2 separate regions of the Mus musculus genome follow, and region 1 is linked to region 2. The links are chromatin loops, found by intact Hi-C in ENCODE. Cell type or tissue: gastrocnemius. All regions are shown on one strand.

Region 1 (5,000 bases), 160 kb before region 2:
TCTCCTACTGAGGTCAGACAAGGCAGTCCTCTGGTACATACGTGCCTGGAGCCTTGGACCAGCCTATGTATGCTCTCTGGTTGGTGGCTCTGTCTCTGGGAGGTCCCAGGGGTCCAGGTTAGTTGACATTGTTGGTCTTTCTGTAGGGTTGCAATATCCTTGGCATAGAGAAATTTACAAAGGCCCCTAAATGGACGGAGATATTGCTATGTTCCCAGATGGGAAACCTTGATATTGCTACAATGTCATTTGTCATCCTGATGTGCAAAGTCAACACATGCCCATCAAAACTCCAGCCAGCTTTCAGCTTTGGTAAGAACGTGTGAGGACAGAAGCTGTAGGGACAACAGAGAACCTTGAATAGGCAAAGGTGGTTTTGAGAAAGAAAAACCTTGAAAGATTCACATGGTCTGATTTAAAGATAAAGCTGCAGTTAGCACAATGGAATATAGTTGGGTTAAGGATAGAAATATGGGGGCTGGAGAGATGGCTCAGCAGTTAAGAGCACTGACTGCTCTTCAGAGGTCCTGAGTTCAAATCCCAGCAACCACATGGTGGCTCACAACCATCTGTGATGAGATCTGATGCCCTCTTCTGATGTGTCTGAAACAGCTACTACTTATATGTGTACTTAAATATAATAAATAAATAAATAAACAAACAAATAAATAAATAGATCTTTAAAAATAAAAGAAATATGGAGGGATGGAGCAATCAGGGAGCCCAGAAATACAGCCACACATCTACAGTCATTAAGGTAATTGAAGACAGGGAAGTGATGTTCTGAAGGAATATGGCCAGGATAAATGCATGAACACACACAAACCCAAGCAAACCTCAGCCCATACTGCACACTTTGGGCAAAAGTGATTTGCTGACCTAAATTTTAGAGCTACACTTATAGAAATTTAGGAACTACAGGAGGAAAATCTTAGCCACACTGGGTTAGACAAAAAGTTCATGAGCTACGATATGGAAAACTTTATTTTAATAAGTCCTTTACTCTTGCAGCACACTGCTATAAAAGGTAACAGAGTAGTGGAAATGTTTGCCAACCATGTATATGACAGACTTTAAAAAGCTACCATGTACATATATATATATATATATATATATATATATATATATGTGTGTGTGTGTGTGTGTATATGTGTATATATATATACATATATATATGTGTATGTATGTATATGTATATATATGCATACACACACACACACACATATATGTATATATATATATATACATATATGTGTGTGTATGTATGTATGTGTGTGTGTATCAGCATTACAGATAAGTGGAAAGGAATGACTTATAATAAAATACACCATGAAAGGGAAACCCACTTAAACACATGGGCAAAACCTTTGAGCAGACACTTTGCCCATCTGTATCTGAAATGGAAAATAAACACACAGAGAGGGTTTGAGAAATGCAAATCGAGACCACAGTGGGAAGCCATTTCACACCCACCATGGCAACAGTGAGTAAGACTGGCGATCAGAGCTTGAGCAAGAATGGTCAGCTGCTGAGACCACATCCCTGGTAGGGATGCAAGGTGCTGTGGCCACTTTGGAAACAGTCTGGTAGTTCCTTTAAAAAAAATTTAGCATGTAGCCACCAGAGAAGCTGGTCATTGCACTCTGAAGTGTTTGCACAGATAAATTGAAACAGTTGTCTTGGGAAAGAGTTGTTAGAAAATGTTTCATTCATAATCGCTAAAGTGGTTTCAATGTAACAATTGGTTACTGGGCATACAGATAGAATAGACCTTATACAGAAATTCTACTCTGTAGAGACAAGGAACATCCACAGACACACAGCCACAGCTGCCTGATCCCAGAAGCACTGTGTAAAGTAACAGAAGCCAGAAGCAAAAGGCTTACTATTCAGTTTACAATAAATTATGCAAAACACAGATGAAAGAAACGGCCCTGTGAGTCTATAGCAAAGAAAAGTTCAGAGTTGTACAGAAACCATATTTGGAAGTAGAGATTGACAGATGACAAAGTGGCTTGAGGGGACCTTCTGGAGTGATGGGGGTATTCTGTCTAGATTTGGTGAGAGCTATTTGACCACATGCATTTGTTCAAGCTCAGTAATCAAATACCCTAGATTAATAAGTTTAAAATTATACAATATATAAATTCTGTATGTGTGTATGCATACTTGTATATAGAGGATGATTCTCTACAAAATTTCTCTGTCACTGGGGTTACGCATGCAGCCTCTGAGGCCGGCGAGAACAGACAATTGTCTGTCTGCAGGGCACTCTGTGGAAGCCACCACTTTCCTGAAAAGACCCCACCCAGGCTGGCACGTGCTTTTTTTTTTTTTTTTTTTTTTTTTTCTGTTCTTTCCACACCTACAAGCCAGCCACCACACAGCAGTGAGAACAGAGGAAAGCTACACCTACAGAGCTTTCTGGCTTCTGGGGGTTGCTATAGGAAATGACCACAGTCTCAGGGGCCTGAGACTCTAGATATTGGGTCTGAAACCAAGGTGTCAGCAGGCCCCACTCCATCCTAAGATGCCGTCCTGCCTTGCTTAGCCTCAGGTGGTGGCCGTCTCTGGTCTACCTTCTCTTGTCACTGTGGGGCTCTGATCTTGGTAGCCACTGTCACAGCTTCCTTCCCTGCATCTGCCTCTGTGTATCTCCCCCCTTCTTACAAGGGCACCAGGCATACCGGAGTAAGTCCATGCGCCCCAGGATGACTTCCTCGCTGATAACTTGGTTATAGCTACACAGGCCCTTTTTCCAATTAAGTTGGCATTCACGGGTCACGAAGGCTAGGATTTGAACATACCCTTCTGTTGGGGACAGTTTAACTCACAACATGGAAGCAGAGAGGAAAAACAGCAAGAGCCTGGCCAGGCTTTGGCCACAGAACCACAGCAGGACCCTGGCTGCCCGCCTGTTTTCGTGTTCTGAGAGAATGAAAGCACATTTAGACAAAGCTCTGCGGGCCAGCACTGTGGCTGATAGTCTCCTTCTTCTGGGTGTTTCAGGGATACCTGGGTCCCTTCCTGACCTGACCAGTGGAATGTGGGCACTTTAACCCCAGCACGGTGCCTGGCCCAAGGGAACAGTACACTGGGTGAGTGGATAGGCATGGTTCCTCTTTGCCAACGTCACCTGACCCAAACATCCCTCTTTTACAATCTCAGCCCTGGACTTTCCCTCAGTATCTCCAAAGTCATGGGGTACTCTCTGCCTTTTTTACCTCCCCGGGAACCCATTTTAAGGCTCCTATGGTGGCTTTCCCACCAGGGCTGCAGCAAGTGCCTGGTCCAGGTCTTCTCCTAGCCCACCTATGTGCTCTGTGCCCACCACGTTCTTCAACCAGGCAGATTAGCTCATCAGTTCCTCCTGGTCTATTCCTGGCTGTGTCTCTGTGAGGCTCAGCACTTGCTCACTGTCTGCTGGCCTCTAGCTTCTTGGGCTTACAGCTAATGATTCTCAGCTTACAAAGTTCTCCAGCCAGCAAAGCTTCACTCAGAGAACGTAAGCCAATGCAATAAATCCTCTCTTTTAATCACATATATGGTTTCTTGGTTCTGTCCCTCTGCAGAACCCTACTGGTTTTTGTTTTTTGTTTTTTGTTTTTTTGTTTTTTTGTTTTTTTGAGAGGGAAGGGGCAGTCATTTCTGGAGGGAGCAGTTCATCCCCTTTCACTGTGTGGGTTTCTAGGGCTCAGACTCAGATCTTCACAGTAGGCAGCAAGTACCCTTATCCATTAAGCTGTCACACTGACCATAGGAGAGCCCTATTACACAGACTAGATGCCCCAGGCTAGATGCTCCTGCCTCCAGAATGCAGCCTCCTGGTTGGAGATGAAGACACCAGAGCATGTTTTCATCTTAGAGCACTCTGTTCTGCCACCCTGCTCCCCCCCTGCCCCCTGCACCACCCCCCGCAGACTGATGCCTGTCCCTGGCTGGGCACCAGCTCCTACTGAACCAGAATCCTCTTTCTCCAAAATGTGTTAAACTTGCCTGGGGTTGGGGGGAGGTGGTGTTCTGAGGTGCAGAGTTGGAACTCCCAGCACACGTTCCCAGAGAAACACAGAGTTGACGTCCCAATGGTAGGAAAGGCCTGTCTCGTAAAACACACTAAGCACATTGCATGTGCCAAGCACAGGCATAATGTGATTATCATATGTAAGAAAATATTCTGATTTTACCGAGGAGGATTAGAAGAATCCAGAAACTGTCTCCAAGTCACATCCTGGACCACAGGAGTATCTGGTTTTAAGGAGTATGACTGCGTACCTTGTCCTTGGTTATCTGAGATGTGGCTAAGACCCACATCCTCACTCACGCAGAAGCAAAGGCACCATCTTGCCAACAATGCCTGCGAGAGTGTGTGCTCAATAAATGCGGACTCATATTTGGACATGGAGTCTCACACCTGCAATTTCAGATGAAGCAGCAGGAAGAAAGATTGCTGCAAATTCAAGGACAGCCTTGGCCACACAATGGGTTCCAGGTCAGCCTGACTACAGAGTGAAACAGTAACAAAAGAGGTGAACTTAGATGCACATACACACACACACACACACACACACACACACACACACACACAGACACAGATCACACAGAGACACACAGAGAGATCTGTGAACAGTTCTATGACACGCTCTTCTTTAAATAGGGTCTCATATATCTAAGGTCCACCTCAAGCTTGCTATGCAACACAAGATGGCCTTGAGTTTCTTCCACCTCCAGAGTTCTGGGATTACTACAAGCATGTGGCATCACACTTGGTCTCTGCAGCTCTGGGGAATGGCTCAGCACATTGTAAATGCTAGATAAGCATTCAACCAAATGAGCTTCCCATCCCCAACCCTTGTCTGTAGGGGGTGGTTTTGATGCTAAGTTCCTGTTCCCCAATTGGTTCTTGATGGATCAATAAAGATGCCAAGGGCCAATTATTGGGCAGAAAGAAAGAGGAGGGATTTCTGGGTACCCACAGACAAGCTAAGAGATGCAGGAAGAGG
Region 2 (5,000 bases):
AGGTGTTCTTTAACTGTAACTGTGTAGATGTGTATGCCTGTTCTCTGACAAATACAGAAAACAATCAATATTAACTACAGTACTAATACTATATGTAATCTGTGAAAATGTTAGTGCATCACAAAACTTAATTTTCAATTTGATTTTAGAATTTTGGAAGCATTTCACTATAGAAAAGGTGATAATCAGTGTCCAGTGAACCCACGTAAGTCTCCTGAGCCCATTAATGCCAGCCCATGGCATTACCAATTTCAGGAGCTCACAGCAATTAAGACCCAAAGTACCCTGTACTATCGCTTCTGCATGAAAGCCTAAACTGCACCTTAGGATCCCAAACACCATCCCTGTTTCCTTGCTGTCCCCAGGAGATGTGGGTGGAGGGTGACAGATGGCATGCCTGATGCTGCCATGTTCAGTGGCATCATAGAAAGAATGGAGAACACATAGGGGAAGGAGAGCTCTGTGAAAGGAACGAACTGAGAGAAGAAAGCCCAGTGGTTGTCCAGCCGGCCATGCCACAGAATGCCCTGGATAGTGTTGGAACAGCAAGGCTCCAGAATAATTTAGCTCCGAGTTACCACTGCAGTCATCCAAAATACAGGCCCAGTCATGGCAAGACATCAGAATCTGGGAAAGTAGGCATACGTCTACTTAATAATTAATTAATTAAGCAGGGGCTAAGAAGATGGCTCAGTTGATAAAGTGCTTGCTTTGCAAGCAGGACTTGAGTTCAATACCCCATTCAAAACCTCACTAATCAAACTGGATGTAATAAGAGACACTTGTAATCCCAGCTTCAGAGAGGAGCAGGCAGGTAGTCTTGGGACTCAGTGGTCAGCCAGTTTAGCCTACTTGGTGAGTTCCAAGCCAGAGAAAGATTCCATCTAATATATAAATAAAACAGGTGAACAGGACCTGTCCTCTGACCTCCATACACATGCACATCCCCCAACAAATATGCACACACACATGCATGAACAGGTATAGACACAAAGTGCATATAAATGTACATGCATAAAATATTAAAAATCAAGTAGATCTTATATTACTTTTAACTGAATTTGTTCCATTATCTATCTCTGCTAATCTTAGTAGTATATTTTCTTTGAGGCCTCAGGGACCATTAAGAACATGCAGAACAGGGAGGAAATGACTGGGAAAGAACAAAAAGCGGCAACTGCAGCCAAGGCCAGGACAAGCAACTTACAGACTCCACACGCTGGGTCACGTTACCGTTTCCTATGGTTAAAGACTTCTGGCTTACAGTTCAGCTAATTATAAGATAATTTTACCGACTGAATATTTTGATAAGCTTTGGAGTAAAGTTTAATTGGTGGCTTTTCCACAGTTGAAAGATAAGCTCTTGCTGGGAGCAAAGAGGAAACAGGGGCTGGGGGTGGGGGACAAGACGGGAGAGAAGGCAGAAAGCCATTCCCTGGCAGCTGTGCTGTTGAGGGATGCAGGGAGGAGCGACTGCAGAGGAAGACCAGTCAGGAATGGGAGATTTCTCATCCTCACCCCACCTTCAGAGTCACTTGAGTCTTGTCATTTTTTAGGAACAATTTTGTTAAAAAGGAAAATCTGAGCCCCAAAGATGCCAGCAGACAGAGCTGAGACATACCCAAGGCCAGTCCAGCCACCGATCCTAACAAACCACTTGTAAGAGTCCATGTTAAGGACCAAAATGATGGCACACAGTGCAGAGCCCTGTGGCTTAGAGGGAACTAGGTCAGAGTGTTGATGAGGTCAGGACATCTCATAGTTGCTCCTCACAGAATGTACTGGATCTAACAGGCAGCCCCAGGAAGGGACAGGAAGGGAACAGAAAAGCTCTGGAGGGCTTAGCTTGGAAGCCCAGGTCAGAATAGGCCAATGAGCAGCTAAGAGCTGCTGCATGAGGAGAAGGCTTATGGCTGCTCTGTCTGCTTCCTACAGGGAAAATAAGTAAGGAGCAATGTATCCAAACCTTCCATACCAGGGCGAGTACCACATAGAGGTAGCTGTGCAACCTGCTAAGAAACCAGCTCCTTTATCCCCTCGGCCTTAGGAGCTACCATTGGACAGTCCAGCTTCCGAGGCCACTGGTGCTGCTAAGATGCAACAGTAACTCAGAAATGCTTTAATCAAGTTACACACACCCCTCCCCCCCATGCATACATACATACATGCATGCATCCTCACATCTATACACAAATGCATTAGTATGCATATGGAAACATCCATTCATATACATGAACACACATTTATATAGACTTACAAACATATCCTCACAGTACCTATATGCCCACATGCTTGTTCACATGTGCATATGTGTGAATGCATATGTTTGCACAGATGCTTCATGAATATATGGGCAAGAACCATCACACACGTACATACATACATACACTATGTATATACATACACACACACACACCAGTGTGCATGGATACACTTTGGCATTCAGAGAGGCTCAAGGCTGTTCAGACCAGGGTATGTCTTCAACAATTGGCCCCTTTGTTGCTGGTCTCAGCAGGGACCCAGAGGAGAAAGGGGAGGGAGGTCTGTGAGTTGGCCTCTGACCCTGGCCCAGCCAGACTGAGGCCCAGGGACATGGAGGTCAGCAGGAGATTTGTGCTGGCCTCCCTGGGGAGCACCCCCTCAGGACATACTGTAAGTATTGCCAGAACACACTTAACAAACCCCCTTCTCTCTTAGGTTTACACAATGTGTTGGTAACAAAATTAAATCACATTTAAATAGCAAGGAAAGAGTAATTTAAACTTTTTTTAAAACTCCACCAGCCATGAAACCCTTTTTCCTTCTGCCTCTGCCTGAAACACTCCTCCTTGGAACACAGACAGCTGTTTTGTATCAAGGCTGGGGGTTTCTGTATGACCCGGGGAGCTCAGACAACAGGCAGCCCTTCCTGCATTAAAGGGTAATGTGAGAATAATTTGCCATAAAACACCCAGAAGTGCTCCAGCTGTGGCCAGATAGACCCTATAAAGCACCATGTAGACAACGTGGCCCTTTTAAAATAATGATAATTTATAAAATCACATTTTAAAAACACATTATAATTTTAAAAAGAAAGAAAGAAAGAAATGGTTTAAATTATCACAGACGGTGCCAAGGAGATTTCCTTCCAAGTCCATAGATTACCAGGAAGTGTTTGTTCCAAAAACTCGTTCCACCACAGGTCCCGGTTCACACACACACATATGGCTGACAGGTGAGAGGGGAAACTCCAGTAAGCCCCAAAGTCCCTCAACCCAACAGGTGGAAGGTCTTCCAAGTCTACAACTTTCTAAACCAGTGATAGTACATGCCAGGGCCCCAAGACCTGTGCTGAAGGTGCCATAAACAGGAGTCTGGCCCTTCCCCAGGGACAGACAGCGTCTACACCAGAGCTCCCAATTTCTCAAGAAAACCTGACACTGGAGGATATATCATGAAAATGTCTGCTTTAAAATAATTTGAATATCTTTCAAATATTATATGATCTATTAAAAAATTGTCAGTACGATTTGGCTAAGGAGACCACCTGCTACAACCTCACCGGACACACCTCCACAGTGCCAAATCTCCCCATACGAAGCTGCAGATCTGAGCGCACACACGTGCTAAGACTGGAAGAACCCGTGTGGGATGTGAGAGGCCTCCCTTCATTGTCTACATGTCCACGGGGGTTTCTCTAACTGGAGTGGAGCGTTTGTTTGTTTGTTTGTTTGTTTCATGTGTGTGCCTAAATATTAAAACATCACAAAATTAACTCAAAAGAAAGTCTCATCATGTGTCTCTTTTCTGGAGATTTTAAAGTTTCTTCCATCTTTTATAAAACATGGAAAAGGAACATGATGAGAGGAGAGGAAGTAGGACTTAGAGTGTCACTCAAACAGAGGCACAGAAGAGGGGGAGGGTTGATGGAGAGAGGGAGACAGAGGGAGGGAGAGAGGGAAAAAGAGGGAGGGAAGGAAGAAGAGAGAAAGAGAATGAGAGAGGGAGAGGGAGGGAAGGAAGGAGGGGAAAAAGAGAAAGGGAGGGGAAAAAGAGAGAGAGGGAGGAGAAAGGGAGGGAGGGAAGGAGAGGGAAAGAGAAAGACAGAGGGAGAGGGAGAGAGAGGGAGGGAGGAAGAGAGAGAGAAGAGGGAGGGAAGGAAGGAGGGGGAGATGAAATGAGGTGGAGGGAGGAAGGAGGGAGGGAGGGGGAGAAGAAGGAGGAATGGAGAGGGAGAGAGAAAAACAGAGGGAGAGGAAGAGAGGGAGGGAGGAAGGGAGGGAGGGAGAATAAGAGAGAGGGAAAGAGAGGGAGAGAGAGGGAGGGAAAGGGAGGGAGAGGGAAAGGGAGGAAGGGAGGGAGGGAAGGAGGGAGGAAGACTTACAGAAAATCACAGCACAAAGAGAGAGTACCACCCACAGAGTACCACAGCACTGGCAGGGTAGTAGCCACAGGGTCATGGCACAGAAAGATTCTCTTATAAGCAGTGCCCTGGCATAGAGAGATCACACAAACACCTGTAGTGTGCCCAGACTCTCCTGCAAACAGCCTCAGTGTAGACAGCTTTCCACAGAGCCATGACATGTTAATAGCAAAGATGGGTGGGTATGGAGAAAATGAGCTACAGAGCAGATTCCTTTAACCCCTTCCCTGTCCTTCTAGAGGTTTCCTTCTGAGAAACCAGGGCCTCTGTGCTACCCTCCAGCACCCGCCAAAGGCTGGTCCTTCACAGAAGTCCCCTCAGCTCTCCTGAGCTTTTGCCTAACTTTCAAACCACATCAGCCCCCACCCCATCCCAGCTCACTGGACCTCTCCCTGTCTTCCAAGGGCTTCCTGTGGCCCTTCCTACTCCCTTTGCTAAGGTGAGCTAGGAGGTGCTTGTGAATCACCAAGAGTTTTGGAGCCAAGTCCCTTGACCCTTGCTGCTGACTCCTTAAGGTGAAATGTGGATCCCACTCCCTGCTTCATGGGAATCATTTACGCAGATTAATTTAAACATGGATATTAGCCTGCCCAAGGAA

What was found. A loop is a pair of places that touch in the nucleus more often than their neighbours do. Peaks named below come from ENCODE experiments on the same cell type or tissue, not always from the same donor. Only the 100,000 strongest peaks of a DNase experiment are listed, where the experiment ranks them.
Region 1: it touches region 2 in a loop (2.0-fold over the local background); 2 of 42 quality-filtered maps call a loop at or near these places.

The regions. Positions count from the first base shown.
Region 1 is chr2:128,065,706-128,070,705 of GRCm38, reverse strand. All of the region lies in intron 14 of Acoxl (acyl-Coenzyme A oxidase-like), which reads right to left. Among named protein-coding and RNA genes, the nearest start is that of Bcl2l11, 58 kb to the left of the region's middle. In gastrocnemius, no CTCF peak of the experiment used is centred here; a DNase peak (open chromatin) is centred at 2,909.
Region 2 is chr2:127,905,398-127,910,397 of GRCm38, reverse strand. The region is part of intron 8 of Acoxl (acyl-Coenzyme A oxidase-like); the gene reads right to left. Among named protein-coding and RNA genes, the nearest start is that of Acoxl, 53 kb to the right of the region's middle. In gastrocnemius, no CTCF peak of the experiment used is centred here; no DNase peak of the experiment used is centred here.